Regions from separate parts of the Mus musculus genome. Here region 2 is linked to region 1. The links are chromatin loops, found by intact Hi-C in ENCODE. Cell type or tissue: heart. All regions are shown on one strand. Links, peaks and the distances in the headings refer to the core of each region. The heading gives the core; the rest is flanking DNA.

Evidence for each region. Hi-C counts contacts between places; a loop is a spot of excess contacts. Peaks named below come from ENCODE experiments on the same cell type or tissue, not always from the same donor. Only the 100,000 strongest peaks of a DNase experiment are listed, where the experiment ranks them.
Region 2: a loop joins it to region 1, with 6 times the contacts of the local background. A loop is called at or near these places in 7 of 42 quality-filtered maps.

Annotation. Positions count from the first base shown.
Region 1 is chr11:45,673,053-45,688,310 of GRCm38, reverse strand. All of the region lies in intron 3 of Gm39816 (a long non-coding RNA gene), which reads left to right. Among named protein-coding and RNA genes, the nearest start is that of Gm35282, 23 kb to the left of the region's middle. In heart, for the core only: a CTCF peak has its summit at 9,420 (motif pointing right); a DNase peak (open chromatin) is centred at 9,410; H3K27ac peaks cover 496 bases.
Region 2 is chr11:44,580,258-44,595,515 of GRCm38, reverse strand. 4930597A21Rik (RIKEN cDNA 4930597A21 gene) reads right to left here and starts at 9,199. Exons shown (of 4, transcript NR_126460.1): 1 at 9,166-9,199; 2 at 8,039-8,214; 3 at 5,449-5,682; 4 at 4,287-4,540. Gm39815 (a long non-coding RNA gene) reads left to right here. Exons shown (of 3, transcript XR_879811.3): 2 at 3,677-3,825; 3 at 3,961-4,417. In heart, for the core only: a CTCF peak has its summit at 9,299 (motif pointing left); no DNase peak of the experiment used is centred there.

The sequences.
Region 1 (15,258 bases), core at 7,971-10,470:
ATGTTAATGTGAAGGAAATTCTCTTGTAACTCATAGCTGTTTGCTTGGTAAGACCAAAGGCCAAGTGATTTTACAAGTGGTGTTTTCCAAGGTCCAGGGCTATCTCTATAGTCACTCTTTCTGGGACTTGGCCTAGCTGAGGTGCTTGGACAGCATTATAGGACCTGGTGTCCTGGTGTGTGACTGACTCCTGTACTGGTGAAGCTTACACCTTGCATTTACATCTTCCAGTTGACAACTGAACCCCAACTCCAGGTATAAACACAAAACATCACTATTTTCATCATGCTGGAGGCAGGCCTACTGTCATGCTTGCTCATAGGAGGATGAAAAGCCTACTTAAAATGTTGATTTGAGTCAAGCAACAACCTCCTTTGCTACTTGAACTACTTTTGAAGAAATTAAATTTACAGATTAGCAAGAAGAAGAGAATGAAGAGAATTAGTCTCAGGCGAAGAGAATGTTTGGCAGGTTTAAACTGAGGACAGGAGTGTCCCCTGAAGGTTCAAAGGGCCTTAAGCAAAGGTTTTCAACCTGTGAATTGTGACCCCATGGGAGTTTGCATTTCAGATATCCTGTATATCAGATAATTACCTTATTATCATAACAGTAGCAAAATGACAGGTATAAAGTAGCAATGGAAATAATTTTATGGCTGGGAGTCATCACTCTATGAGGAACTGTATTAAAGTGGTAAAGCATTGGCGAGGTTGAGAACCACTGGCCTAAGGTTACTTGAGATAGAACATAGTTTATTTTGAGACCATGGGCATCAAAAAGAGACAGCATGAATTATTAGATGTTCAGCCAGGAAGATGTACTCTAAAAATCAACAAAGAGATTAACAAAGTGCTGAGGACCTTGGTTTCCATGGTTGTGTCGCTGGCTCTGGCCTACCTCTTTGCTTCCACCGAAAGACCTGACTTGAATAATTTTGCTTGGCCCTTCTTGTTCTCAGTAACAACCAATAGTTGTCCTTGTGCAGTTCCTTTCGTATACAAACCTAGAGAATGGTGATCTCCATTTTCCTTGAGCACAAGAAAGTTCTGGCTTTGAGGGCAGAGAAGGGCAAATCTGTATTTACTTTGGATTGAGTCAAGTCTGGAATGAGTGAGCCACACGCTGGTACTGAGTCTGGTGTTCCTTTTTAAATGTATGTTCTGTAGATGAAATCACCGGGCAGATGTTGGTTTAGCTGGCTTCATTATTCGGGTTCTGAATTCTCAGTGCTTCCGGGCTGTTTCCCATTAAAAACAAGAATTTTTATTTTAAAGGCTAATCTCCAGTTAGGTTCTTACTGTGAATAAGCACAGACACTTTTTATGCTTTATCTCCTGGAATGTTTCTGATACAACTGAGAGGTAGGTACTGAGGCTTCTTAAGTAAGAACCTGGTAGGGGCAGAGCCTTGGTTTGCACTCCCTTCATTCTGCACAAAAGCTGGTGCTCTTGATGGCCAGGTGGAGACGTTGGCTCCTGAGTCCCCGGAGGAGGTTGTACTTGTGCCCTGGAAAGCTCCCAAGGAGCTACTTTCCCACCCATTCTGCACATTCGCCTCAGCTGAACTCTTATTGTCATCGGAGAAGCTATCATCTGGGCTTCTTCTGGTATGTGAGGAATATGTTGACTCCTGCTCCATCTCTGGATCGCAGTGTCCCCATCAGAGAAACAGGAATGGCCAAACATCCTGAGTCTAAAGACACCGTAGAATATAGACCTTTCTAGGTCAAGGTTGTGGTAGCCATAGGAATGATGCAAACAGGAATGACCATCAGATGAAACCCACCCAGGAGTACAGAAACAAAACAAACAAAAATGCAAGCAGAAAAAAAAAGTGATGTGTGTGTGTGTGTGTGTGAGTACTGTGACTTTCTAGAGCATTCTAACATAGCAGCAGCTTTTAGTCTCATTATCTAAGAAACAGTGTGTTTTTCTTTCAAAACAACTCAAGGCCTCATGTCCCAGTTTGGGTAGAACTTCTATCTTGCTTAGTCCTTGGAAGTATCTCTCGGTACCCCAGAAGGATTAGAGGATCTGCAGTGGAGTCACGGGACTTGTGAGGGTCCTGGGGCAGAGACCATTGGTGTGTCTTGACTAATGAGATGTCCATTAATCCAGATTACATGGTATATTTCCTGTTTCTCGGAATTTTAAGCCACAATGGAAAGAAGAAAATCACTGTCAAAGCAGAGATCTCCATAGATATTCTTGTCTCAAGTTGTAACATCTCTGGGAGCCTGCTTGGGCTTCTGCTCTCATTGGCTCCAAAGGCCTCTTATCTTCTCTCTGTCTTCAAGACATTCTTAATCTTTTGAGACTTTCTCTTCTTGCTTTTATTAGAGCAATTTTACTATCTACACCCATTTCTTCAGGACTCCTGGCATCCTGTCCTCCATAGGGTAAGGCCCACCATGGCAAACTCAGATGGCAGTGGAGTTCAGGGAGGAGTGAGCCATGCCGTTATGTAAGAACTCAGTGTACCAGAGGACATTTGGTCTGACGAGAGGGGCGTGCCACTTCTGGGTTTTACCACCCATGCTGCTTTGTGTTGTTGGATCTTCTAATTTTTTAAGAAAAAAATTTCCAGATTTTTATGAGTAATCTCCCATGGGTCAAACGCTGGTTCAAATATTTGAAATGATTCTGGTGCGTCCAAAATGAAATAGCCACATGCTTGCTAACAGTTTCCATTACCAGTGTAGGTGTTTAAAGACAAAGTCCAGAGAAGAATTAATTCTGCAGTTACTTGGGCAAGAAAACGCAGAGCTTGGTATTGAATACATGGGGTGGGAGAAAGGGAAGAGAAAAAGACTAGAAGGAAAAACATGAGGTGAATTTCTCAAGGGTCCTCCTATCCTACAGAGGAAGATGTTTTAGCATTTGCTTTTCTCAACTTAGTTGCTGAGGGACTAATAAATTATCTTACTTTTGGTGCATCTTGCTCATCGAGTCTTGATCCTGAGTGATGTCATAGAATGGACAGAGAAGGAATTGATGCCCACTGGTTCTGAAGTCAACATTATGCCTCATGAGTGGTTGGAGTTAAGTTTGTGGGGTTTGTTCGGTTCATTCCCAGGCTTTGCTGTACGCGTTTGTTGATTCTTTTATTTGGAGAACACTGACAACTCTGGGTGAGATGTTTCTCAGGTATGAGAAGTGGAGAAGACCAAATATTATTGGTAACTGCTGGTATTAATACAAGTGCTCAATTTGGCTGAAAAGGGCACGTCTCTAATGAAGACCAGATTGGACAAAGAAGGGGCTTGCATGGAATGTCGGACATTTTTCTTTCTTCCATCGTAAGCTTCATGAGTGTTGTGGCCACCGGCTAAATAAATGTCACAAGGACTTGGTTTCCTTGCATTTATCATATCTGCTCCTCGTCATACTGGCTTTATTCCCAGGATCCTTATGATGTCATCTTGATGCATGCTAAGTTCAGCAGAGAGGCATTTCAATTGAGTAACTGTCTATCACTTTGGTCTGTAGGCATGTCTGTCGGGGGATTGTCTGGACTGTTATTTTGATGCAGGGCATTGGCACCATCACTAGGCAAGTGGTCCTGGGTTGGGTAAGAGTTAGCCAAACATGTGCCTGTGAGCAAGCTATGTTCCTTCACAGTTTCTCCTTCAAGCTTTGGATTGAGTTTCTGCCCTGACTTTCTTCAATGATGGACTGCGCCCTGAATGTGTAAGCCAAATAGATCTTTTATTCCCCCAAACTGCTTTTGGCTAGAGTGCGTTTTCACTGCAACAGAAAGGAAATTAGAACATCCTGGAAACTCCTTCCTTGCTGAGGACTGTAGAACTCTTGGAATGCAGCCCACAGGTTAACACAGCCACGACGAGTGTGACTTAATGTGGCACGACCCTGGGGACCACGAGTCCTGAGGACTTTATGCTGTTATGGAGTTCTGCTCTGGTTGCTGTCCTTACATCCCTCTTAATCTAAGAATTGTAGGAAAACTCTAAGGGGGCTTCGAGACCCGCACTGGGCAGCATTTCTGGCACTCATAATACTAATGCTTGATCTCTCTCGGGCATTGCTGTTGGAGCAGATTAATGATTCAATCACTACCCTTGGAAAGAACTTAGAAATGTAGATTGTCAGCTATGATCTCCACCCTTAGAAAACATTTGGAAAAATAAAATTGTTAGTGAAGCTAGGTCAAGATACTTTTGCTACTGGCTCTGATGTAGGAAATCGTAGGGAACAATCTGAAGTCCAGAAAGGCACACTCTTAATAGTTCAGCTAGGGAGGTTTTAAAGGCCAGGGAACAAGAACAATGGCAGCACTGAGTGACTCTCACTGAGGCCAGACTGGTGATGATTGATTTCTTATACCCAGTTTTGCCCTCAGCTTCCATTTATGATTTGTTAAGAATTGCTGATGAGTAGATATGCATTCAGAGGATTTGAAGTAGATATAACTGATTTTTTAAATGAAAGTTTATATTTGTGACTCTTTTAAGATTCATACAAGATTACTTTTAAAGATAAATAATAAAATAATAAATCCTTTCTTTGTAACTGCAAATTGCTGCCTGTCAGGAAGAGAAAGTGGCTGAGAAAACTCCCTTGCTTGCTTACACTTTGTTAATCTATAACAAGTTGCTTAGTTACATATGTACGTGGGTTCTTGGGAATAAGTTTTCCCTTACCGGTGCTACATAATGTTATTTCTTGTAAAGGTATTGAGGAATATACTGTTTTTTCATAGTCATTCATTAGAAGAAAACTAAAACATAACCACATTGTAATTTTATACTGCTTGAAAGAGTTGCTGGGATATTTAAGCTATGGGAGAAAAAAATAGAAAAAATAAAGTTGTTGGAACATTGTTCCTTCCACCCACGAACTGTGTGAATGTATGTATGTATGTATGTATGTATGTATATACGCATACACACACAAACACACACACACACACACACACACACACACACACACACACGGTTGCATGATATGCTTGGAGCCTGCTTGCTTTGCTCCAGTCATTCAATGTGTGAATATGTATATGTCTGTTTGTCTGAAGGTCTGCATGTATGCATGTCTTAGTCGGGGTTTCTATTTCTGCACAAACATCATGACCAAGAAATAAGTTGGGGAGGAAAGGGTTTATTCGACATACACTTCCATACTGCTGTTCATCACCAAGGAAGTCAGGACTGGAACTCAAGCAGGTCAGAAAGAAAGAGCTGATGCAGAGGCCATGGAGGGATGTTCATTACTGGCTTGCTTCCCCTGGCTTGCTCAGCCTGCTCTCTTATAGAACAAGACTACCAGCCCAGAGATGGTCCCACCTACAAGGGGCCTTTCCCCCTTGATCACTAATTGAGAAAATGCCTTACAGCTGGATCTCATGGAGGCATTTCCTCAACTGAAGCTCCTTTCTCTGTGATAACTCCAGCTGTGTCAAGATGACACAAAACTAGCCAGTACACATGCATGTATTGAGAGGCCAAACCTACTCCATCTTGGGACCAGACTCCATCTTAAAAGAAAAAGAGCCTGAAAATCTGACCTTCAGCTGAATCCAAGCTACACCCAAGTACCAGAGAGAACCCCATGGCTGGTCCTCGGCCCATACCCCAGAGTTACTCCCTAGGTATCTTCTAACAACAGCCCATCAAGATAAGTCTGGTTGTTTCATATGTACTTTCAGACCATTTGTGATTGTTCATAGTTTCGCTTCAGAGCACCCACCTGTTGGCTACCAATAGTCATTCAGTTAGATGCTTGCTAGGATAGACACCCTCTCACTTGCTCACCATTTCCTATGAAAACCTTGTCCTGCTGCTGAGGGTTCGGAGCTGCTCCACCTTCCCATCCTGTTATGTCAGGGTTGGATGTCAGGGAGCCTGAGCCTGAGCTGAAATAGAGACCTTCTGTGATTACATCAGAGTCGGCTCCTGGTTGGTCTTTGAGGCTCTTGAATGATGTACAACCTATGTATGTATGTATGTATGTATGTATGTATGTGTGAATGTGTGAAGTTGCTGGAACTTGTTTTGTGCTTCAACCATTCCCTGTGTGTGCATTTGATTTCCTTTCTCTTCTCTAATCTCTGGCTGCCTTAGGCAGCTGCCCTGGTCAGTATCTGGACCAAGCCCTGTCAGCTGCTCTCCACACTGACTCCAGCCAATGCCGCTCACTGCCTGCCTTGGTTTATCCTGTAGTGTCAAAGCTGATCATTGGCACTTCCTGGTACAAACCCAAGAGAAATCACGATGGCGTGCTCTTACCAGTCAGTCTCAGACAGACCTTCGAGGTTCTGATCTAACAGATTGCTAAGACTAGAGAATTCCTTGTTTGACTGGCTAAGCTTAAATCAAAATTAGTTCCCTTCTCTACACTCTCCTATCACAGCCTGGACTGGAGTCAATTCTCTTTAAAGCAAATTGACTGAGAGTTGGAGGCCCCAGGGCAAAGCTGTAATGCTGATAAGTACAGAAGGGTGTCTGGATGTCAGGCAGAAAACATCAAGTGTCTACGGCAAGTGGTTACTCGAGGGGGCAGTGTATAATTTCCCCTCTAACTCCAATCAGGTTGGATTCTCTTTGGCGTTTCTAACTAATGTTTTGGTGGCAAATAATGTTAACATTGGAGAGTGGAAACGGGGCTTTTGGAAGTCAGATAAGTCACCAAGTGCCCACATCTTGTCTAAACAATAAAGCTAAATGCTCTGTGAAGGTGGGAATAGTGTCTCATCTTGCTTAGTTTTACTCACAAATTAAGCAGGTCAACCCCCCCCCCCCCCGCAACAGTCAGAATCACTGAGGAGTCTATGACACAAAAGCAATGGCAGGGACACTGTGCCCCATCCTCAATCTGCTGCGATTTGAAATTGTGCGACATCAGCAAATGACTCAGTTATCCCAAACATCATCTGTTCAATGGGACTAATGGAATATTTGGGCTAGGCTGTTATGAAGCATGAGAATTCTATAGAATGATTGCTACACAGTCTGCACTCAGTAAGCACTAGGATTTATTTATCTATTTGTGTATTTATTGGTTTTGGGCATTGGACACAAGGCCTTGCATATGATACACAAATACTGTACCACTGAATTCCATCTTCAGTCCTTGTAGTTCTATTACATTATGAACATTTTTATTATCTTATTTTATTCTTCCAACATAGGAGATGGTAGGAAAACAATATCATATAGTCCATTTATCAATAATAAAAAAAAGAAGGCTAGAAAGTCTAACCTTCTCAGCCAGTATCATATGTAAGGAAAGGGTGGAGGCGGAATTTAAGTCCAATTTTTCCTGACTCCAAATGTCATCTCCCTAATTACCATTCCATCCTTCCTTTCCATCCTTTAATATACTAACTGAGAAGACGTGAGGTCACCAAAGCCCTGGATTTCTGTTCCTGTGTGGGTGGGTGAGCCAAACCACTGGGAATGTGGGAAGAAACCAGAGAAGCCTTTGCCTTCTGCAATCTATTTATCTTTTCCCACACAGTGGAGTTCTGCAGAATCCTAATACCAAGGCTTTGCTAATAAACGCCAGCAGATGTACAGATTTAGCTTACGCTTTGCTAGACTAGAGCCTCTGAGAAACGTTCTGGTCTCAAACACCTAGAAGGAGATAGGTGCATGATTCATCTTCAAGCTGCGATGGATGGTACACATGGAGCCACCTGAGCCTCTTCTTTGTATTGTGGGTACTCAATGTGGATTTCATTCAGCACTTATAGGTCATTCACTCAACTCCAGGCACTGTTTAAAGTGCCTCAGATATACTGGGTTTTCTTGCCTAATCCTCTCAAGTGACCCCACAGGGTAGACGTCCAAGCACAGCAAGATGAAGTCACAGTGTCACACAGGTGGCCACTAGAACTTCTAAGATTTGAACCCAAACTTGCTTTGTCACGGAACGTAAACGTGTTATCTGCTAAGGATCCAAGCCATCACTGGCAAGTCATACATTGTTGAGTGACGCTTAACTCTTCCTCTGCTTGTAAAACATAAAAAGTATATGACCTCTGCCTAATGTGAACCTCTCCAGCCCCTAACATTTGAAAGGAATCTGTTTTTGAGTTAGCTGGACTGCCTTATCTGATGGACAATGATCTCTTTCACTGACCCATGAATCCATTATGTTGTAAATTCTGCCTGCACACTCCAGGCAGAATGTATATTCTACTTCTATTTACAGGGTAAACATAATATTCTATTTGTAATGTGTCTGTCTCTCTCTCTGTGTGTATTTGTGCATGTGTGTGCATGTTTTCTTCAATTGTTCTCCACCTTATTTTTGGGACAGGTTCTTACCTTGAACCTGAATCTCACTGAGTGCACTGCTTGGGTTACAGGTATGGGCTGCTGTACCCAGGTTTTCATATGGGTTCTGGAGATCTGACCTCAGGTCTTCATGTTTGCACGGTAAGTACTTTACTGACTGACTCTACTTCCCTAGCCCCAGCTGTTCAGTTTTTATGCAATGACCTTACTAGATACCAGGGTATAACTTGTGTCCAATAGTGAGCCAACTTTGGACATTTGGGGATAAAGCCTTTAGACACACCTCAGGATAAAGAAGTTAGGGTCCACCTGGGGATTGGCTCTTGGCAATTGGGATTAATGTCACTGGCTGTGTGCTCTCCTCCACACCTGTTTCTGGACCGATGTGACGTGCTGGCTTCACACGAGTGTTCTCTCAACACCTCTTCCTCCTGCTTGCCCTTGCCCTTCCTCTTGGTCTGGGGCCCCACTCCTCCAGCAGCATCCCATCTGAAAACCCTTGACCAGAGTGGCCTTGTCATGTCTCACCAAGCCCCATCTGTGTTTGGGACGAACATCCAAGCATTACACACTCTTCTCTAAGAGTGTAAAATGTTGACTGCGCCACTTAGCCAAGGTTCCCGCCCCCCAATCCTCACCCCCAGAAGAGGACAAAGAGAGGCGAAGCCCGAGGAAACACGGACATTTCTGTGTGAAACTGAGAAGACATCCTGTTCCACTCTGGCTCTCATAAACATTAAACTTCTTTTTAAATGGTGATATTTCTAGCCTATTCTGACTGAAATGTATTGATTTTTTTCCCCTCTGTGAGTCACTGCCTATTTTTCCTTCCTACAGTAGAAACATATTAAATATCAATGTGATGATAAAAAAACACATATGTGTATGTGTGGGTGGGCAGATGAGAGCGTGAGGGGATTGTTTTTACAAACTCTCAGAAAGGAAATGGCTTTCTTACAGATTCCCACATCGTCATCCAGCTCCTCACATCCTCAGTCCACTGAAACAAAACCAAATAACCATTTCCGGTTTGAAAGCCAGCAGGGGAAAAATTTCAGAAAGTTCCGGCGATGGTCCGCCATTTCGGGGCTATGTGTCTATATACTTAATATATATCAGCAATTTGAGGTGGTGAGGGAGTCAGGCTGCTATTCCTACTTTGGGCAGTAGAGGGCAGATGTTTCCACTCCTGCCTGGCTGATATTACCCAGGCAACAACATTATGTTTATGCAAACAGCCTTTGACATAATAGCTTTGCAACAGCTGAAAATTGAATTGTGCCTTCAGGCCAAACATCTAGACCACCGCCTTTGTTAGATTCCTCTGCCGCAGTAAATTGCGCTCACCCTTGGCTCCGGAGCTACTTTCCCCTGGATTCCAGGCCCACGATAACTTTAGAAGAAAGACAAATGCTATTTCTTCACACAAATGGTCCTTACGTATTTTTTTTTGTTGTTTTTTTGTTTTTTTGTTTTTTTCACTTCCAACTCTCATCTGAGGGCCTGAAATTGCTGCGTGCATTTCTCCAGCCAACTGAAGAAAGAAAATAAAAAGAAAACCCGAGACCTACACCAAATCCATCGAATTCTAGAATCTCTGTGGGTTCCCACAGCTTTTTAGTGCTTCCACTTGATCTAATTAGGACTTCGCCTCCCGAAATAAATACCTAATAAAGAATGAACCTATTAACAGACTAAATTTACTACACGCCCATTTGTGTGAGTCCTTTGCGCGTTTTCTTGAAGTGGTAATGCAGATGAAACTGAACGTTGTTTGAGTGGATAATGGTCTCCCGCTGTAAGATGGATTGTAGAAAGTAAAGGTGGGGCAGGAGGGGGGAGCAGGTCGCTTTATTGAATTCCATAGATGATAATGGTGTCACCTGAAATAGCTTCCTGAATAGAGAGTAAAGGGGAGAGAAACAGCAACATCCACAGCCAATGTGCAACCGGGGAACAGTTGGTTTTCTTGGAAGTAATCTTACATTGGTTTTGGGCTCATTGTCCTAGTTTTGGTGTGTGTGTGTGTGTGTGTGTGTGTGTGTGTGTTGCTAGAAGGTAGATTTAAAAATAATATTTTATTTTTAATTAAATTGTGTGTGTATGTGTGCTCGTGCGCACTACATGTGAGTACAGATTCCTGAAGAGGCTAGTGATCTCAGGTCCCTAGGTGCTGCAGTTGCAGGTGCTTGTGAGTCACCTGACCTGGGTGCTGAGAGCTGATCTGGGACCTTTTGCGAGTCATGCCCTTTAAATGATGATCCGTCTCTCCAGCCCAGAAAGCAGATTTCAGAGACAGTTGTTGTTGGGCCTCATTGATATCCTGGTTGGCTTTTGTTGTTGTTGTTAACTAGACACAAAAAGGTCTTATTAGATTGACTACGGCAAGTCTCTATAGAACATTTTCTTGATTCCTGATTGGCATGAGAGGGCCCAGCTCATTGTGGCTGACGACACCCCTGGACTCATGGTCCTGGGCTGTATAAGAAAGCAGGTCTAGCAAGTTGTGGAGAGCAAGCAAGTAGGCAATGTTCTTCCGTGGCTTTTGCTTCAGTTGCTGTCTTTACATTCCTCTCTTGAGTTCTTGCCATGGCTGTCTTCAGTGGACTACGGCCTGGGATCCATAAGCAGAAATAAACCCTTTGCTGATTGCTTGTGGTCATGGTGCTTAGCACAACAATAGAACCCAAGCTAGGAAAACAGATGCTTTCGGAGAAAAAAAAATAGATAATGTCAGTATGAAACTGAAACTTAGTGTGTAGGGGTGTAGTAGAATTCATTCATTAGCAAATATTCACCAGATGCCCACCTGCTACAAAGTAACTCTGAAATTGCAGCTTGGATACACGGTGGAAAGGCAAGTCCCAGGTGTTCTGTCCGTCTCTCTTCTCTTCTCTTCTCTTCTCTTCTCTTCTCTTCTCTTCTCTTCTCTTCTCTTCTCTTTTCTTTTTTCTTTTTTGGTTTTTCGAGACAGGGTTTCTCTGTATAGCTCTTTGGCTGTCCTAGAACTCACTCTGTAGACCAGGCTGGCCTCAAACTCAGAAATCTGCCTGTCTCTGCCTCCCAAGTGCTGGGATTAAAGGCGTGGGCCACCACTGCCTGGCTTACTTATTTCTTTAGGTTGCTTCCCAACCTTGATCAGCTTGTAGCCCCCCACCCCCCTTTGTTGGTCAAGACATTTTAATAGATCTCCAGGTATCAGAAATAGGTCTATGAATCAAACACTGACTGATAACAAGTCATGAAGAAATTAGTCTTAAAGCATTTATTTACTACACAATTTCCCCGTTAAAGTTCAAAGCAAATTTGCACCCTAGTGAAAATAAATAGGGCTTTTTATTATTCATGGTTTTACTAATTTTTAAATACTTATTTTTAAGTGTGTATGTGTGTATGCATGAACACACATATACATGCGCTGAGTACAGTGCTATGGAGCTCAGAGGCATTGGATTTCCAGGAGCTACACTCGGTGAGCAGCCTGAGGTGGGCACTGGGAACTGAACTCATGTCCTCTATAAAAGCAGAGTATACACTCTCACCTCTGAGCTTTCTCTCTAGAGAATTAAATTTCATAGAGAATTAAATTACATAGAGGAGAATTAGATCTTGGCTGAATATTTGCTACTACAAGACTTAGAACATTTTCACCATTTTAAAAGAGCTGATTGATATTTTAATTTTATAATAACCAGTGCCAAAGTGCTCCTTTGATAAATACGTAGTCCAAAGGGCAGAAATGGATGGAATGTCTGCCCTAATCTCGACCCTAATTCACTTAACAAGTACTTATAAGTTCAAGTCTCCAATGCTACATTAGTTACTTTTCTGTGAACTAAAATAAGACACCGCCATATCAAGGCAACTCATGGAAGAAAGAGTTGATTTACTTGTGATTCCAGAGGTTTCCGTCTATGGCAGGGTGGAGACAGCAGGCAGGCATGGTGGCTGGAGCAGCGTGCTCTGAGCTCACATCTTGTACTAGATGCCCAAAACAGACAGTAACCTGGAGTCTTTAAACTCTCAAAGTCTGCCCTGGCTCCAAGTGATGTATTTCCTCCAACAAAGCCATGTCTCCTAAGCCTCCTAAATAGTGTCACCAGGTGAAAGTCAAATATTCAAATAATGCAAGTTTATGGGGGACATTTTCATCAAATTACAAAAAAAATCAAACAGCATTTAAAAAATTAAGCATTCTAACACAATCCAAAGGTACATTAATTTGATACTTAAATGCCAAGAAAGGCCAGGAGGAAGTTATAACATCTTTGTTTTCTGCAATAAACAATTATATTTCTGTAAATACAGGACAAACATCTACACAGTAAAAACATAACAATTTATGACATTTCATTGTTTCACATATGCGTGTTAGGCAGATTTCATTGGCATTGTGGTAAGACAGTATATGCAGCACACAGTGTGTATGCAGCACCCAGTGGGCATACTATGTGTTTAGAGCCAATACAGCAGTGATGTCTCATGACACAACATGGAGGTAGACTGTGGGGAAACATCCAGGATTCATAACACATTTGATTTTAAATTAATATTTTTTTGGTCCCAGCATTTGGGAACTTTTTACCAATTAAAAAAAATTTAAACAATTTATTTTGAGTGTGGTGTGTGTTGGGGAAAGAGGTAGAGAACAATGGGAACAAATCTATTTTCTTTTTCCACCTATAGATCCCAAGAATTGAACCCAGGTTGTCAGGCTTGCCAGCAAATGCCTCTACCCACTGAGCCATCTTACCAGCCTGACTACCAAGTATTTTCACAGTGGGACCACAGCTCATAGTTTAAGGAACCAAGCCTTTGAAAATTAATGCTAAAATATATTTTTATAAGAAGAGAGGGCTAGCGTGATGGGTAAGTGGGCAAAGGTGCTCGCCACCAAGCCTAGAGAAAGTGAATCTGATCCTTAGAACTCTCACGGCGGAAGGAGAGAATTGACATCTGCAAGTTGTCCTCTGACCCCTAATGTTCACCATGGCATATCCCAATAGATAGATAGATAGATAGATAGATAGATAGATAGATAGATAGAAAGATAAATGTAAAAAATAATAAAGGAGAAAATGTTTGGCAGATGACTTAGTTGACAAAGCATTGCTGAGAACATGAAGACCTCAATTTGATACCACAGAACTGGAAAAGTAGACACAGGAAGAACTCTGGGCCCAAATTTATGAGCTATGGGTTTAGTGAGAGACCCTGTCTCAAAAATAAAGCAGTGAACAATGAGAGACATGTCTAGCATCAACCTCTGGCCTCCACATGCTACACACACACACACACACACACACACACACACACACTATACACACACACACACACACACAAACACACACACAGACATGCTATATATATATACACACACACATGCTATATATACATACACAAACAAACACACAGCCTCACAAGAAAAAAAGGGACAATTTTTAAGAATAATTTTAGGAAAAATCATGTGACCCCCATACCATCATGGGACAGAGAAGGCTAGAGCTTACAGTAGACACTCTGTCTGTTGGAAATACATTCCCAGACTTGCAGGGGCTGTTTGAAACTGTGGATAGTACTGAACTGTGTGTGCCTGCCTGTTTTTTCTGTACTCAGATACACGAGATAACATTTAATTATAAATAAGGCAGCATAAGGGATTGAAAACAATGAAAACACCCCTGACAGCAATTTATACTAGAAATTGTGAATATGTTCTTTCCATTAAAACATTTTATTGTACTTTAACTCTCTCAAGGAAAGGAAGAACTCCACAACTTTCTGACATTGGTGTACTGCCAATATCTCTCACCTCTTGCTTTGGCATCATTTTAGTGAAAGCAGCCTCTTTGATAACCCACATAGCAGCTAAATGACTAATGGGTGGGTAGCATGTATAGTGTGCATACACTTGGCACAGAGGCAAGTCGTAGGCCAAGCAGGACAAAATACAATGGTGTAAGGTTTCATTATACTACTTTAGATGACACATGATCTCACATTTGTCTATCTGTCTGTCTGTCTATCTATCTATCTATCTATCTATCTATCTATCTATCTATCTATCTATGGTGTGTGCGTACTTGCACAAGTAGAGAGGTCAAATGACAACTTGTTGAAGTTGTTCCTCTCCTTTCACCATGCATGTCCTGGACATTGAACTTAGGTTATCACATTTGGTGGAGGGCACCTTTACCCGTGGAGCCATCTCACTGACCTATAATTTCAAAATTGCAGCTTATATATAGAATTTTCAAGTTTTATAATTTTTGAACTATAGCTAAATGCAGGTAACTCCAGGCTCTCAAAATGAATAATGGAACAAGGGACAAAGACTGTATTATGGAGCCATAAATTCAGTTACTAGACTTAAATACAGACACAACCCTTTTCTGGGACTTGGGCTCCTTTTCAGGATAGAAGTCTATAATTATTTCTCTTTAGTTTGTCTAACTATATATAATTTGAATCAAAAGAAAGAATATGTTTATCAGTGCCTTTGTAGAAGGCGATAATGATAGAGGTTATTATGCATTGCCATTTCTCTAGACTTTACCTATAGGACTTCAATACCCTGTTTGAAAAGACAGGGGCAACGCTGGTTGGTGAATGACAAACAAGTTCAGTTTATGGTGATGTGGTCATCACTCTGATCAGAGTGATGTACCATACCATGTGAGGTTTAGGAGATGAGTGGGGCTTCTAGGGCAAACAGTGGGTGGGGTTTATAAAGAGATGGGCAGGTGTCAGAGGCTGGGCCATTGGGACACTGGTAAGCCCTGTGGCAGTTACACTGTGCTAGCTGTGTGTAGGATGGAGGGGTCCTAGTGGGTGCAGCTCAGCTTCATGGTGATCCTACTGGCTTCTGACAAAGTACACACACATCTGTTAGATTGATAGCTAATACTCTGCTTCCCATGCTTGTGTGGTTGTCACCAGTGCTAAGACATTGCTGGGAGATGAAGGCACCGTTCATATCTTACCCCACTTTCTGAGAAGAC
Region 2 (15,258 bases), core at 8,108-10,607, 1.1 Mb after region 1:
TGGTAGTGATGTCAATGCTTTTGGTTGTTGTTTTGTTTTAATCCATCTATTTATTTATTTATTTATTTATTTATTTATTTATTTATTTATGGCGAGGCAGGCACTGCGGAAGTAAGAAGACAACTTACTTTCTTTTCACCAGTGTCCCAGGTTGCAAAAGCAGACTGTGGGGCTTAGCCTTTACCTAGCTGAGCTCATGCCCTAGCCCTCATTCCAGATTTTTGACAGTTTGTTTCTTGCCTTATTTCTTCATCAGGCTTTGCAAAAGACATAATCAGTTTGTCGATACCTTCAAAAGAACCATCTTTGGTTTGATGAACTTTCTCTGTGGGATGCCAAGGCTATCCCATTGATCTCTGCTCTAATATTTATTCTTTACCTCCTGATGATGGTGTCCTAAGGAAAGAGCTATTGATCCCAGGCCTTTCTTCTCTTACAAAACAGAAAGTACTCCTTGCTTGTGCTTATTCATCCTGTCCCATGAACTCTGATCTTTTTCTCATTCAGTTCCAAATGTAGTTTTGTATTTCCCCTGAGATTTCTTCCTTGACTCATAAGTTATTCGGGGGTGGTTTTTATTTCCAAATATTTGAGGTTTTCCCAGAATCCTTACTGTGGTGGGCCCTTCATTTAATTTTGTTGCGGTGAGAGAGCAAACTTTGTATGACTGCAATCTTCCTGAATGTATGGAGAGCTGGCTTTTGGGTGATCTATCTTGGACAATGTCCCATGTGAACGAGAAACTTGAAACTTCATGGTTTATTTTATTTATTTTTGTCCTATAGTTAAGTTGTATTGATTAATTATGGCGCTGAGCTTTTAGTGTTCTGCTTAATTTTCTGCCTAGCTGTTTTGTCAATTATTAAGTGTGGTGCATCAAGATCTCAATGTATTCTTCCTGTGCATCTACTTCTTTTAATGTTTTCAGATTCTGCTTTGTGTGTTCTAGGGCTCCACTTTGGTAGCATAGAGATACATAAGTGATATATCTTCCTTATGTAGTCTCTATTATTGTTTTTCCAAAGATCCTTTGTCTCTGGTAAAATTCCTTAAAGATTATTTTGTTTGATGTTAAAGTAGAATTCATTCCAGCCCTCTTGGAGATGCGGGTTGCATGATATATATTCTCCAACCTCTTCTTCAAACCTAATTGTGCGCTTGAATCTTATAGAGGTCTCTTATAGATAACATCATTGGATTTTGCTTTTTTTACTCAGCCCTACCGTCTCTGCTCTTCAAGAAGGGTATTTAGTCCAATCACATTTAATGTAATTGGTTTGTTCCTGCCATTGTCAATGTCATTTCTATTTGTTTCTTAAATTCTTCTGATCCTTATATACTGCCTCCTTTAGAGCTAAAATATTTCCAATGTGTTACTATCATTAGTCTATTTCTTCGAAAAACATTTTGTTGAATATAACACAGGGGCACAGGTCACAGTGTGCATGTGGAAGTCCGAAGATAGCTAAGTGGTTCTCTCTTTTCACTTTTGCATATGTTCCAAGGATGAATCTTAGGTCCCCAAGCTTAGCAGCAAGAACCTTTACCTGATAAGCCACCTCATTGGTCCCCTGTTTCTTTCCCTTTTTACTGCATTTTGTTTAGATATTTTACTACTGATTGTATAAGAAATTTCAGTATCTTCCTAACTCATCACAGTCTACTCCAGAATAATATTGACTTAATGTGATTAAAATACACAAGCATTTCTCGACTGAGTCCTGCTAACCTCCTCTTTCTCTGCTGCTATGTATTTGGTACTACATGTATGTTATAAACTCTGTAATATGGTGTTATAAGTGTGTCCTCATATAATCTTGGGTCTTTAAAATAAATCAAGGCAAAGTGAGAAACATCTGTTTTCAAAGACTTGTATTTCCTTGCATGCTCACATCTCTGATGCTCGGCATTCAGCCTGGACTGGAGTTGTCATGTGGGGCCACTTACTCTCAGGCAGACGGCTCTTCTCGTGTATTCCCATGTCGGTTGAGTACTGGTAAATATTGTCTGGCCTTGCCAATCTGTGGGACATCGTTGTGTTCAGTTTTGAATAAGTCTACTTTCTAAAGCATTCTGTGTTTAGAGGGTTGGTTTTTTTTTTTTCCTTCAGGATTGTGTGTCTGTTTGTGTGCACGTGCCTTTGTGTTGTTCTTGAGGCTTTGGAGGATATTTTCTTACTATATTTTAAACACATTGATCCTGAATATATATATATATGTATATATATCTTTAAAGGTTGATATTGTGTATAAGTGTGTGTGTTCGTGCGAGCGCTGTAAGTGAATCACGTGACTGCAGTGCCCACAGAAGTCAGAAGAGGTCATCAGAGCCCCTACAGCTGGACTTACAGGTGGTTATAAGCTGCCTGATTGGGTGCTGGAAACAGAACCTAGATCTTCTACAAGAGCGGCAAGTGCTCTTAGCCACTGAGGACTCTCTCTACCCCCATAAGGGAATTTTTGTTAACTTTAGCTATATAATTTGGATCCTCACAGCTCTCTGGATGGATATTAATATATCTTCAAGAATTTGAAGAACCTTGGGGAAGATAGAATCAATATTTCTTCAAAAGTTCCCACCCCACTTTCTTGTTTCCAGCTCCATCCAAGACTCCATCACAGGCCCGTGGGGCCTTCTGCACCACAGGTCCATCAGTCCTTCTGTGCCACAGGTCCATCGGTCCTTCTGTGCCACAAGTCCATTGGTCCTTCTGCACAGCAAGTCTGCTGATCCTTCTGCACCAAACATCTGTTGGTCCTTCTGCTTTCCTTCCCATGAGCTGCTAAGAATAGCTGTTTCTCTTTCCTTCTTTCCACCTTTAGACCAGGTAATTTGTACTAGTTGTCTTCTAGCTCTTTCTTCTGCCACCTTGAAACCATTGCATTGTCCTTCTGGTTTATCTTTCAGTTTTAGAATTTTCACTTGGCTCGCTGCTTCTACCATTTTACCAGGCAGAGGTCTATGTGCAACGCTCAGGACATTTGGCTTCCACTTCTATTCCTGCTGGATTTCTTGGGTTTCTTCTGCGTGGGTTCTTTAGCTGGATATGTGGGAGTCATTGGGGATCAATCTCACCACTGCTGCACTTGAACACAGTCTTCAGACAACACTGGCTACGTTAGCAAGTGTTCTCAGCCGTCTACTGTCTCCCATCTGAACACCCCTCAGCTAGTCTGCTGCTTCCACAAAACAGAGCCATAAGCTCAAGCTAGAGGATCATCAGCCATCCCTGCCCCTGTGTCACCAAGATTCCCACTTACCCAGTAACATACTGTGTCAAGGACGACATCTGGGCAGCAGCAACAAGAACTGGTTTTCATGCCCTGGTTTTTCAGGACCCTTAATTTTCAAGTTCTAAACAGTTTAATAGTGACTTTGCCATTGTATTGTTTGTTTGCTGTTAAAGTTGAGGGCAGGGGGTAGAGTTAGCTGTTTAGCCTTGAAGTCATGATCTTCCTGCCTCAACCTTCCAAGCACTGGGGACTGTATGTAGCCTGCACCACCACACCTGGCTTACTAGTCTGTCCCTTTTTGAATAAATGATTTATCAGACTTCTTGTTGCAGCATGCCGGCAGTCGGGGTGGGGGGAACAATCAAAACCAATGTCAAGTGAAATAATTAAGGTGTGGAAAACACATATTGTATAATTCCATTTCCATTTGTATCTGTTTCTAGGGACAGGAAAAGACCAAGCCCTGTGGTTTGAGGATGAGTAAACCCATGGTAATATGAGCAAAACAAGCTAGTATATATTCCACAACGGAAGACAGCAATTACGGCTGCAGAAGGGATCATGTCTGGAAAGAGATGCAAAAAACGGCAAGGTCAGGGCCTGGGATCCCATCACTATCCTGTTTCTTGCCTTGGGTGGTCATTAACAAATGTTCATCTCAGAATCATTTAAACAGGAAAACAACACACACAGGGTCTGGCATGATGGTTTGTGACTGTCTCCCCAGGAGTTTGGATGCTAAGGCCGGAGAATCACCCCCAAGTTGAAGGCTAGCCTTGGCTACATGGTGAGTTCCAGGAAAATCTGGGCTACAGAATGAGACCCTATCTCAACTCCCTAAGCAATTACACATGTGATGTCCTTGCATGTATACTGAATATTGCAATAGAGTGCTCAGTGGAGCATAGCACTCATTTGTTTGTTTAATTCATATTTACCGCTGACTCTAGTGAAAAGTGCACAATTCCAGACAGTTATCAAAAGAAATAAGAAGTCAGAGGTTTCTATTCTCATTTGTAGCTTAGTATATGGATACACAAAACATAAACACCTCACAGTAAAAGGTAATTTATTCTATTTTGTTTTTTTTTTTTAATGTATGGGGAGCACTGTGGATGTAGAAACCAGAGAGCGATAATGGGTGAATTCTTCAATGGCTCTTCCCTTTGTATATTGAGGCAGAGTCTCCTTCTGAAGCCAGAACTCTAGTTTCTTCTTCATCTCTGAAGATGCCCAAATCATTGTATGTAAAGACTGGGATGAGAGCATCCCAAGCAGAGAAAATAGCGAATCAGATCCTGGAACCCCTGAAAGAGGAAGCAGAAATTGGCATGCTGACTTAAGAACCCCCAGAGGATCCCCCTTGTAATGCCCTTTGGAATATGGAGCAAGGACTAACCATCAGAGAAAACAAACAAACAAACAAAAAACACGGGAAGCTAAATTCTCCTCAGGGAAAGATGGCTTTGCAACTGCCAGAACTTGTCCAGAGCCCCTGAAGAGTGCACACAGTCCCTATCACTCGAGTTGGTATTCCTCTCATGCTAATCTTTGCTGTCAGCATAATGCCTCCGGCTGAAGTCGTCTGACCTAAGATGGGCCACACAGATCCCGGCTCCCAACCCCAGCCTTAAAACACCTCTCTGCAGCAGGGTGTGGTTGGGAAGACTGGGCAAAGTGGGTGCTTCTATGGCAACCTCGCTGTTTCTATGGGGGAGGGGAGGGGTAATCTGACTGACTGTAGGATTTGGGGACCACCCCAAGTCACCTAGCATAGCATTTTTGCCTGAGGGTGTGAAATGTTGGTGTGCTGCCCAGAGAATTGCCTGGTGGGTTTAAAGTCCATAAATATCCTGTTGGAGGGCTGGCATGAGTAATTGTCCAGCTCTCTCTGGGGCTTGAGCTCCTCAGTCTGGTTTGTAGCTATTTAATTTCCTCCATAACACTGATACCCTTCCCAGTTCACCGGCTCAAGGCTGGTTTCTGTTCCTTGCAACACAGCAAGCCGATATGGCAGGGAACTGGCCCGCAATGAGATGATGATGGGACCTTTAGACTCTCCATCAGTGCTGAGGTTCTCGGATAAAGACAAATCTAATCTTCCTCCTCAGAAGCCATCGACACAGATGCACTGCAGAGACCCTGCAGGGCTCCACAGTGTGAGCAGGCAGGCTGGCAGAGACGGGATTCCACAAACAAGCTCAGTAGAACTTACAGTGATGTTCAGAGGACCCCTGCAAGGGGTGTTGCCAGGAAGGCTGTCCCCTATGAAGACGATGTCCATCCATAACGAATTGCTGGAGTCAAGGTGTTGGGCAGGGGTAGGAACCAGGAATACAAGGAGGGTCGTGAAGTCTTAACATGGCTCCTCTTCAGTAACAAACTGGACCCAAGGAAGCCTGAAGAATTCTTCATAAGAGCTTAATATGTTTTCTGCTAGAAAACACTTCTGTTAGGGAATGGATTTTTCAAGATTTATTTTATTATTCATTTATATGTGTGTGTACCAGTGTGTGCCTGTCTGTGTACACTGTGTACATGTGTGTGCATATGTGTGCATGTGTGTGCATATGTGTGTGTGTGCATGCGTGTGTGTGTGTGTGTGTTCCTGTGTGTCTATGTGCCTTCAGAGGCCAGCAATAATGGTGGCTATGAACCACTTTCTCAGTGCTGGGAACAGAACTCTGTTCTCTACAAGAGCAACAGGCGACCTTAACCAATGAATGAGTCATCTCTTCAGCCCTGGTCTTGGTGGTTTTTGTTTTGTTTTGGTTTGGTTTGTTTTGTTTTGTTTTGTTTTGTTTTGGTTTGGTTTGGTTTGGTTTGGTTTGGTTTGGCTTGGCTTGGCTTGGCTTGGCTTGGTTTGGCTTGGCTTGGTTTTTTTGTGGGATGAGGCCTCACGCTGTACCCCCAAGTTGATCTGAAACTCATTATGTGGCCCCAGGATGCCTTTGAACTCACACAGATTCTCCTGTTTCTGCCTACCTACCACTGGGCTTACATTTTTATTTCCATGTTCAGTGCCTCGGATGAACCCTGGTATCTACTCCTGCACGTGTAAATTTGGCGATGAGGCTGGGGGCGGGGGAAACTTGGGGCTCTCCACCTAATTCAGGACATGAAGGAGAGTGGATTGAGTGTGGAATTCAAGATAGGAAAACGTTCTTGCTCATTTACAATCAACCGTTTTGCAGAAAATTTCTTCTGCAAAGAAGCCCCCATTTCTTTATATCTCTAGCTAGAGGGAAAACATGCTGTTTTGTTGAACAGGAAGACCCTCCTCTCAGCTTTGCTAAACCCATCGGGCTGGGAGAGAATACGGGTTTTAAAAAGTCACTTTTATAAAACCAGAAAATCATTGCTGTATCACATTTCTTACCTTAGAATGGTGTTTCTTAATGGCATAAAGAAAACACAGCATATTTGATGGGAATCCATTGTCTTCCCCCTCTTTAAATTATTTAGTAACCTGGGGTAGCTAAGAAATTGTCTCTGCTCCAATAATTTGCTATGCTAATTGTGGCCAGCAAATGAGTAACTATAACCAATTACTCAAGGCTGGAAAGGGCTGAGCCGATGTTGGGGGTTAAGAGTGCAATTCGGTGGCTCGGCCTCCCAAACCTTCACTCAGAATCTCTCTGAAGACTCAAGAAGAAAAGCTTTGCAACCAGAATCGAGGGGGACCAGTTTTCTGATGGTGTCCTGGGGGACTCGAATGAAAGTCAAGCAATTTGAAGAATCTCCTCAGGTTGTACTCAGCGGAACTCCTGACCTCTGCTTCGTCCTATCTGTCGTAAGCCTTTATCAGGAGGAGATGCCAAATCACAGGCCATTTGGTGGCGTATAATTGCTTGACACTGACAGCGAGGGCTATATATCTTCTGTGTAGACAGAGGAGTGGGCACTTTAAATAGCAGAAGACGGATGACAAACACACATCACCATAACCATGAAAGGAAATCAAAGCAACACAACACCAAGACGGATACCAAACTAAAGCAAAATATGGATTGAGTAGAGATGGAGGGACATGATTAATAATGTACTGCTTCTAATCACATCTTCCCATATATACCAAAAACACTGAAAATTATGGAGGAAAGAAGGAGTGGAGGGGAGGAAAAAAAGGAGTTAGGTGAGGAAGGAGGGGGAGGGAAGGAGGAAGACAAGAGAACTGGGAAGGACAATTCAGTGAAGCCTTGATGTGGTCTGCGATGGTGTATAAGCTCTGAGATAAGCATGTGGCATGCTGTGATCAATGTATGAAGCACTGTGATTGGAGTATAAAGCGCTGTAATGAATACATGAAGTATTGTGATCAGTGAATAACACACTGCCATCAGCACATAGAACGCTAATCAGAGTATGCAGCACTGTGATTGGTGTATGCAGCGCTGTGATCTGTCTTGTGGCTACAGTATTCAGTGATCCTGAACTGTCCTAAGAGAAAGATCTTCAGTCTCCACTTTCTTGCCATCTGCCTAAGGAAAGTCTCAGGGTTAGTCTGTCTGTAAGTATTCTTTAATACTCTGTAACTCTAAACACAGGACAAAAACACAGCAAGTGCCAGGCCCTGACCTTCAGCACATAGTACCTAGGTCAGATTTAATTACCCCACTCTAATATATATATGGAGGGGTGTGTATTTATACATATGTGTGGAGCCAGTATGTGTTTATATTTTCATGGTCACATATGTGTGGCTGCACATGTATGGTGGTGCATGTGTGCATGTGTGTGCGCATGAATGTGGTAGTCCAGAGTTGAAGGCAAATGTCTTCTTCAATCAATCCCCCCTTACTTACGGAGGCAGGGTCTCTCTTTAACCCTAAAGGTCTCCAATTCTGGCTAGTCTCACTAGCCAACTTGCCAAGGGGATCTTTACGTCCCGGGTTCTGGAATTACTGGCAGCCAGTCCTCTTGCCTGGCTGATCCACTGGATCATATCTACAGTCTCTAAGTTATTCCCTCTGGGTACCTTCTACTTATGCAAGGGAAAAGGTTTACATTTGTGATTGTAACATTATTGAGATCTCTTTACTTCCATTTACATAAACAGAGATAAACACAAATGAGATAAATAAGGGGGTGTGGGCCTGGAGGTCCATCCCATATACAATCACCAAACCCAGACACTATTGTGGAAGCCAACAAGAGCTTGCTGATAGGAGCCTGATATAGCTGTCTGCTGTGAGGCTTTGCCAGTGCCTGACAAATACAGAAGTGGATGCTCACAGTCATCCATTGGACGGAGCACAGGGTCCTCAATGAAGGAGCTTGAGAAAGTACCCAAGGAGCTGAAGTGTTTTGCAGCCTCATAGAAGGAGCAACAATATGAATTAACCAGTACCCCCAGAGCTCCCTGGGATTAAACCACCAATCAAAGAAAACACATGGTGGGACTCATGGCCCTAGTTGCATATGTAGCAGAGGATGGCCTGGTCGGTCATCAATGGGAGGATAGGCCCTTGGTCCTGTAAAGGCTCTATGCCCCAGTATAGGGGAATGCCAGGGCCAGGAAGCAGGAGTGGGTGGGTTGGTGAGCAGGGGGAGGGGGGAGGGGGAGAGGATGTTTTGGGAGAGGAAACCAGGAAAGGGGATAACATTTGAAATTTAAATAAAGAAAATATCTAATTTAAAAAAAAATAAGGGGGTGTGGGGCAGAGGGAGGGGCAGGCTGACAGAGTAAACAGTAATGGGTCCAGAGTGGTCCAGAGAAAAATTTCTCGTAAGAACACTGAAACACTTTCAATCAGAAAATATCAGCTTAAAGGCTACCCTAATCCCTACCTTAAAGCTTACCCTAATCATTTTACACATAAGGAAACCAGGGCCTGGGGGTCAGCAGGAATCACCCAGTCCACAGTATGAAATGGTAGACACAAACTTAATCTAAAACTTCGTTCTCCACCTCCATTACCTCTAACCTTACTTAATTTGTAGGTCTTTCCAAGTCTGTGTGTGTTAGAATTGCTTAAATGTATCTGCTTTAAGAATCCAAGAACAACGGATGCACCCACAAAGGCAGTTGGAAAACTGAACAAACTGCAGGACCATGGTGACATCTAGTGGTAATCTTTGGTAGTGCACCTGTCTAGAAGACCTTTGATTTAATCAGGCTTACCATGAAAGCAGAAATATTCTTTTGTACACTGTTCCCTAGTTTGAGTTTGTCTGCTATGGTTATGAGATATACTTGAACAGTAATCCCACATATAGGATTATATGCTGAAGAATATATATATATATATATATATATATATATATATATATATTCAAATCATAGCAAAAGGCACATGACAAAGGCTTGTCATGGCACTGGTTATATTGAGTGTTTGGTTACAGTGGTCCTGACCACCAAGATTCCATCTTAGAAAGCTGCTGTGAATTCTCTTCTAATTAATAAGGGATTCATGGAGTAACAATGTTCGAGTTTGCAAAGCTGATGTTTTTGCTTGAAACCTCAATGAAGTAACAGTTGCAAAATAGTAACCTAATGCTGTCATTTTTTACTCTAATTTTACTCATTAGGATTTTAACATAAAAAGGGAACCTTCCCTATACTCCCATTTTTTATTAATTAATTCTTACATCATCCAGAGTCTTAGATTTCATGAGCTGACTCAGGTATAGATGACATCATCTGTATCTGAAGTGTCAGACGTAGATTACAGTTCTACATTAATTACAGAGTATATCTAAAGCTTCCTAATTTGCTGCAGTGGAGATTGGACTAGGGTGCCATGCATGTGAGGCTATTGCTCTGCCTCTGAGCCACAAAGCGAGCCCTCTGAACCTTTACACAACCTGTATCCAGGCCGAGCCCTTGCCTTAACCCCAACTATCACGCTTAATTTTGAATAAAGGAAGTGTAGTGTGAACCAGAGAAATGTCCTGAAATATAACCCTGCCTATCCAAAAAAAAGAAAGAAAAAAAGAAAAAAGGGAAAGAAAGAAAGAGAGAGAGAGAGAAAATAAGAGAGAGAGAGAGAGAGAGAGAGAAAGGAAGGAAGGAAGGAAGGAAGGAAGGAAGAAAGAAAGAAAGAAAGAAAGAAAGAAAGAAAGAAAGAAAGAAAGAAAGAAAGAAAGAAAGAAAGAAAATGGAGTTTCAATTGGGAAGTTGTCTATTGGCACTGGGGTTTTTTTTTTTTTTCCATTTTTTATTAGGTATTTAGCTCATTTACATTTCCAATGCTATAACAAAAGTCCCCCTTACCCACCCACCCCCACTCCCCTACCCACCCACTCCCCCCCTTTGGCCCTGGCGTTCCCCTGTACCGGGGCACACAAAGTCTGCGTGTCCAATGGGCCTCTCTTTCCAGTGATGGCCGACTAGGCCATCTTTTGATACATATGCAGCTAGAGTCAAGAGCTCAGGGGTACTGGTTAGTTCATAATGTTGTTCCACCTATAGGGTTGAAGATCCCTTTAGCTCCTTGGGTACTTTCTCTAGCTCCTCCATTGGGAGCCCTGTGATCCATCCATTAGCTGACTGTGAGCATCCACTTCTGTGTTTGCTAGGCCCCGGCATAGTCTCACAAGAGACAGCTACATCTGGGTCCTTTCGATAAAATCTTGCTAGTATATGCAATGGTGTCAGCGTTTGGATGCTGATTATGGGGTGGATCCCTGGATATGGCAGTCTCTACATGGTCCATCCTTTCATCTCAGCTCCAAACTTTGTTTCTGTAACTCCTTCCATGGGTGTTTTGTTCCCACTTCTAAGGAGGGGCATAGTGTCCACACTTCAGTCTTCATTTTTCTTGAGTTTCATGTGTTTAGGAAATTGTATCTTATATCGTGGGTATCCTAGGTTTTGGGCTAGTATCCACTTATCAGTGAGTACATATTGTGTGAGTTCCTTTGTGATTGTGTTACCTCACTCAGGATGATGCTCTCCAGGTCCATCCATTTGGCTAGGAATTTCATAAATTCATTCTTTTTAATAGCTGAGTAGTACTCCATTGTGTAGATGTACCACATTTTCTGTATCCATTCCTCTGTTGAGGGGCATCTGGGTTCTTTCCAGTTTCTGGCTATTATAAATAAGGCTGCTATGAACATAGTGGAGCATGTGTCCTTCTTACCAGTTGGGGCTTCTTCTGGATATATGCCCAGGAGAGGTATTGCTGGATCCTCCGGTAGTACTATGTCCAATTTTCTGAGGAACCGCCAGACTGATTTCCAGAGTGGTTGTACAAGCCTGCAATCCCACCAACAATGGAGGAGTGTTCCTCTTTCTCCACATCCTCGCCAGCATCTGCTGTCACCTGAATTTTTGATCTTAGCCATTCTCACTGGTGTGAGGTGGAATCTCAGGGTTGTTTTGATTTGCATTTCGGCACTGGGGTTTTTTTTCTTCAAAAAAATGTTAATGTTGTGCAAGTTATAAAAGTATCAGAAAGCAGTCTAAGCAAAGAAGATCACAGGACTATGACAGTTCTGTAATACAAGTGGGGACCCTAAGGGACACATAGTGTGTTAGTCAATGTTCACAGACATACTAGGGACAAAGGGACATTATGTTTGTACTTATTCTCAAAAGGTTCTGTATGTTTTGTTGAGAAACAGAAAGCAAATATGAGAACTGGAGAAACGGCTTGTGGCTATGAGCACTGGCTGCTCTTGCAGAGAACCCAGGTTCAATTCCCAGCACCCACGTGGGGTCCAGAAGCACCTGTGACTCCAGTTGCAAGGGATCTGGCATCCTCTTTTGGCATCTGTGGGCACCGGTCTCTCTCTCTCTCTCTCTCTCTCTCTCTCTCTCTCTCTCTCTCTCTCTCAACACACACACACACACACATACACACACACACACACACACACACACACACACCACACATACAGGCAAAACACTCATACACATAACATCCCCAAAAAGGATTCTTTTAAAGCAAGCAAGCAAATGTGTCTAGATGTCCACCACAGTTGAAGGGTGGGTAAGGATTTAGCAACTTTCCTGTAAGTTTGAAATTATATAAAATAAAAGTTGGCCAATGAGGAAAAAAAAATGAGATTTTAAGGAATTTTAAAATACTTTGTTAGAAAACAACCAAACCAAAATAAAGGGGTAAAAACTACACTCGTGTCTAGAGACTTGAGAATTTCAAAGCAGCAGAGCCTCAATTTCTTTTCATGACTCTGAATAGTTTGAGGTAAAGTGTGACTCTTTTCATTAGGGAATTACCCTGCTAGTCAAGGAAATCTATTATACATTATTAGTTGAGATTCCCAGGCTGTCTGAAAAATCCCTCAAAGGCACACACATGTGTATGAAAGCTCACACAGATAATATCGTGATGTACAGAAGACGATATCCAGGCAGAGTCCTAGCCTTGAACCCAACCACCCGCCTTTTATTTTGACTAAGGGGAGCTGGGAGCGAACCTAAAGTGTGCTCTGAAGTGCAATCCTTGCCACCTTAAAAAAAGAGGGAATACTAGTTGGGAATGGGATTTATTGGATGTGGGGATATAGGGTGATGGTCCAAAAGAGAACTAATTTGGCCATCAAATACTGGCTTATGTTACATTCTCTTAAGTGAATCTACCCTCCTGTAAGTCCGGTATATCATCTGCATTTAAATCACCCCCACCCAGGGTTAACAGGAGCAAGTGTGCTGGCTGACCTGTCTCTAGGCCAGACACGACATTTGGGGTGGTTTGGGACCAATGCATGATGGGGCTCAGTGTTCTGCTTCCATCCCACCCCACTCCTCCACCCGGAGACTCTCGTTCTCCATTGCTTGTTCTTGTTGTTGCTTCCAGGGAGTAGGTATTGTTTAAGAAAAGAAAAAATGGTCCGGGACTTAGAATTCAATAGTCATGAATTAAAATGACCATTTGGGCCCTGAGAAGACGGCTTCATGGGTAAAGAACTGCAGTTGTAAGCATGAAGCCGTGAGTTCTGATCTCCAGAATGTAGGGACTCTGGCCAGAGTCATAACATGGGGTCTCCCCTTGTACACTTATAAATTGCCATTTTCCTATGTGCCACATCTCTCTCCATTCTACCCAGAGGCAGTCCTTTGTATTTGTATTTGCCTTCAGAGACAAATACCCCTGCCCCCTTTTCCCTCCCCTTCTCCCTCATCCTCTATCCCCTGTATTTGTCTCTTATTCCTACCTCTGTCCCTCAAGAGTAAATAAATGTCCTCTGTGCTGAGAACTTGGTCTTGAGGGTCCTGAGCTGATATTTTTCCTAACATTGAACCCATGTAAATCTGAGAGTACTGGCCTGTGTATTTAACCCCAGTGCATCATTTACACTTAGATAGGAGACAGAGGCAGCAAAATCCCTGGACGCTTGCAAGCCTGGTACATAAAGGATGCAGGAGACTCTGTCTAAAACAAGGTGGGAGATGAGAACTGACCTCATATACACACTCACACTCACACACTCACACACACACACACACACACACACACACACACACACACATCTTTACATTTTTAATCTTCCAGCGGGTTTTTTTTTTTTTTTTTTTTTTTTTCCGAGACAGGGTTTCTCTTTATAGCCCTGGCTGTCCTGGGGCTCACTTTGTAGACCAGGCTGGCCTTGAACTCAGAAATCCGCCTGCCTCTGCCTCTCCAGTGCTGGGATTAAAGGCGTGTGCCACCACGCCCGGCTCTTCCAGCTTATTTAACCACTGTGAAAAGTCAGTTTCTCTGGCTGCTGCTCTGAGCAGCTGCTCTGTAGGTGGCGCTATTATACACGACGACTAACACCTGACCCACCTCTTGCCTAGCCTGCCAGAGTTCGTCAGCAGTTCCTAGCTTCCAATCAATTGGAAGGGCTGCAGGCCTTACATTCTCCACCAAACAACAGGGACCTCCTAAGAATCCAATCTTCTACATCAAGCTCAGATTTCCTAACACAATACCCCAGTTCCTCCATGACCTCAAAGGCCCCGACTATCTCCACCCTACACCCCGCCCCCTGCTTCCTTCCTTTTGCCTTCTCTCCCCTCGTGCCCGTGCCCTAGTTTGTCTGTGAAGTGTTCTGAATCGGAGGATGTACCTTGCATCTGTAGCATCAGGACCGGGTGCTTGAAACATGACTAAGGTGGACGATGAAATGAAGTTTTGATTTTTGAAATGGTATTTAAATAGTCATATGATTTAGTGGCTGTCATAAAGAATGGGCAAACAGCTCCGGGCCTCTGGCTGTTCCCTGGCTGTGCCTTGGTATGTGTGTACTCTTTCTCCTTTCCGGAAGGTTCAGGCTGAACTCCAGCTGCTGTGCACTTCCATAGGATAATGAGACAGAACAGGACAGCGTGGGGCAGGATGTACATACACTTTGCCGGGACAAACATTTAACCAACCATCTCTCATTGGTGCAAATAAACTGACATACCCTTCAGGGCAACTGTACCCTCTGATTCTCACCAACATCAGTGCTTTCATGAAATAGATGAGTTAGGCCAGGCTAGCCCTCGGCTGCCCTTGAATCCATGGTAGAAGGCAGCCGCAGATGGTCGCAAGTCACAGTTTATCCCACCAAAAGTTTCCCAGTATTGTTTGGATTTTGCAGCATTTTAGAAGTAGAGCCAACATTTTAAATGAACAAAAGGGATTTCACTACACTCAATATTCCCATTTTTTTAATTTAAAAATAAAATCAGAACATCAAATCACACTGACCCCATAATCATTTCTGCTCTGTGATAATCAGGACTAATAATTCTGATGTGGCAGCCAATAGCCACATACAGCTATTGCCACTAAAGGAAAATAAACTGTAGAAGTTAGTCACATATGTGTGCACACATGCACATACACACACATAATCCTCTTTCCAGGTTTATTATCTCCTTATTCTTAATCATTTTCCTGGAGATATCCCAGCTGTTGCCAACTTCTGTCTGTCTGTCTGTCTGTCTGTCTGTCTGTCTGTCTGTTTTTCTCTTAATCTTCCCATGGGCTTTGTTTCGGTGATGTTTTTCAAAACAAAAAAAGCTAAGAAGAGCCAGGCAATGGTGGCGCACGCCTTTAATCCCAGCACTTGGGAGGCAGAGGCAGGT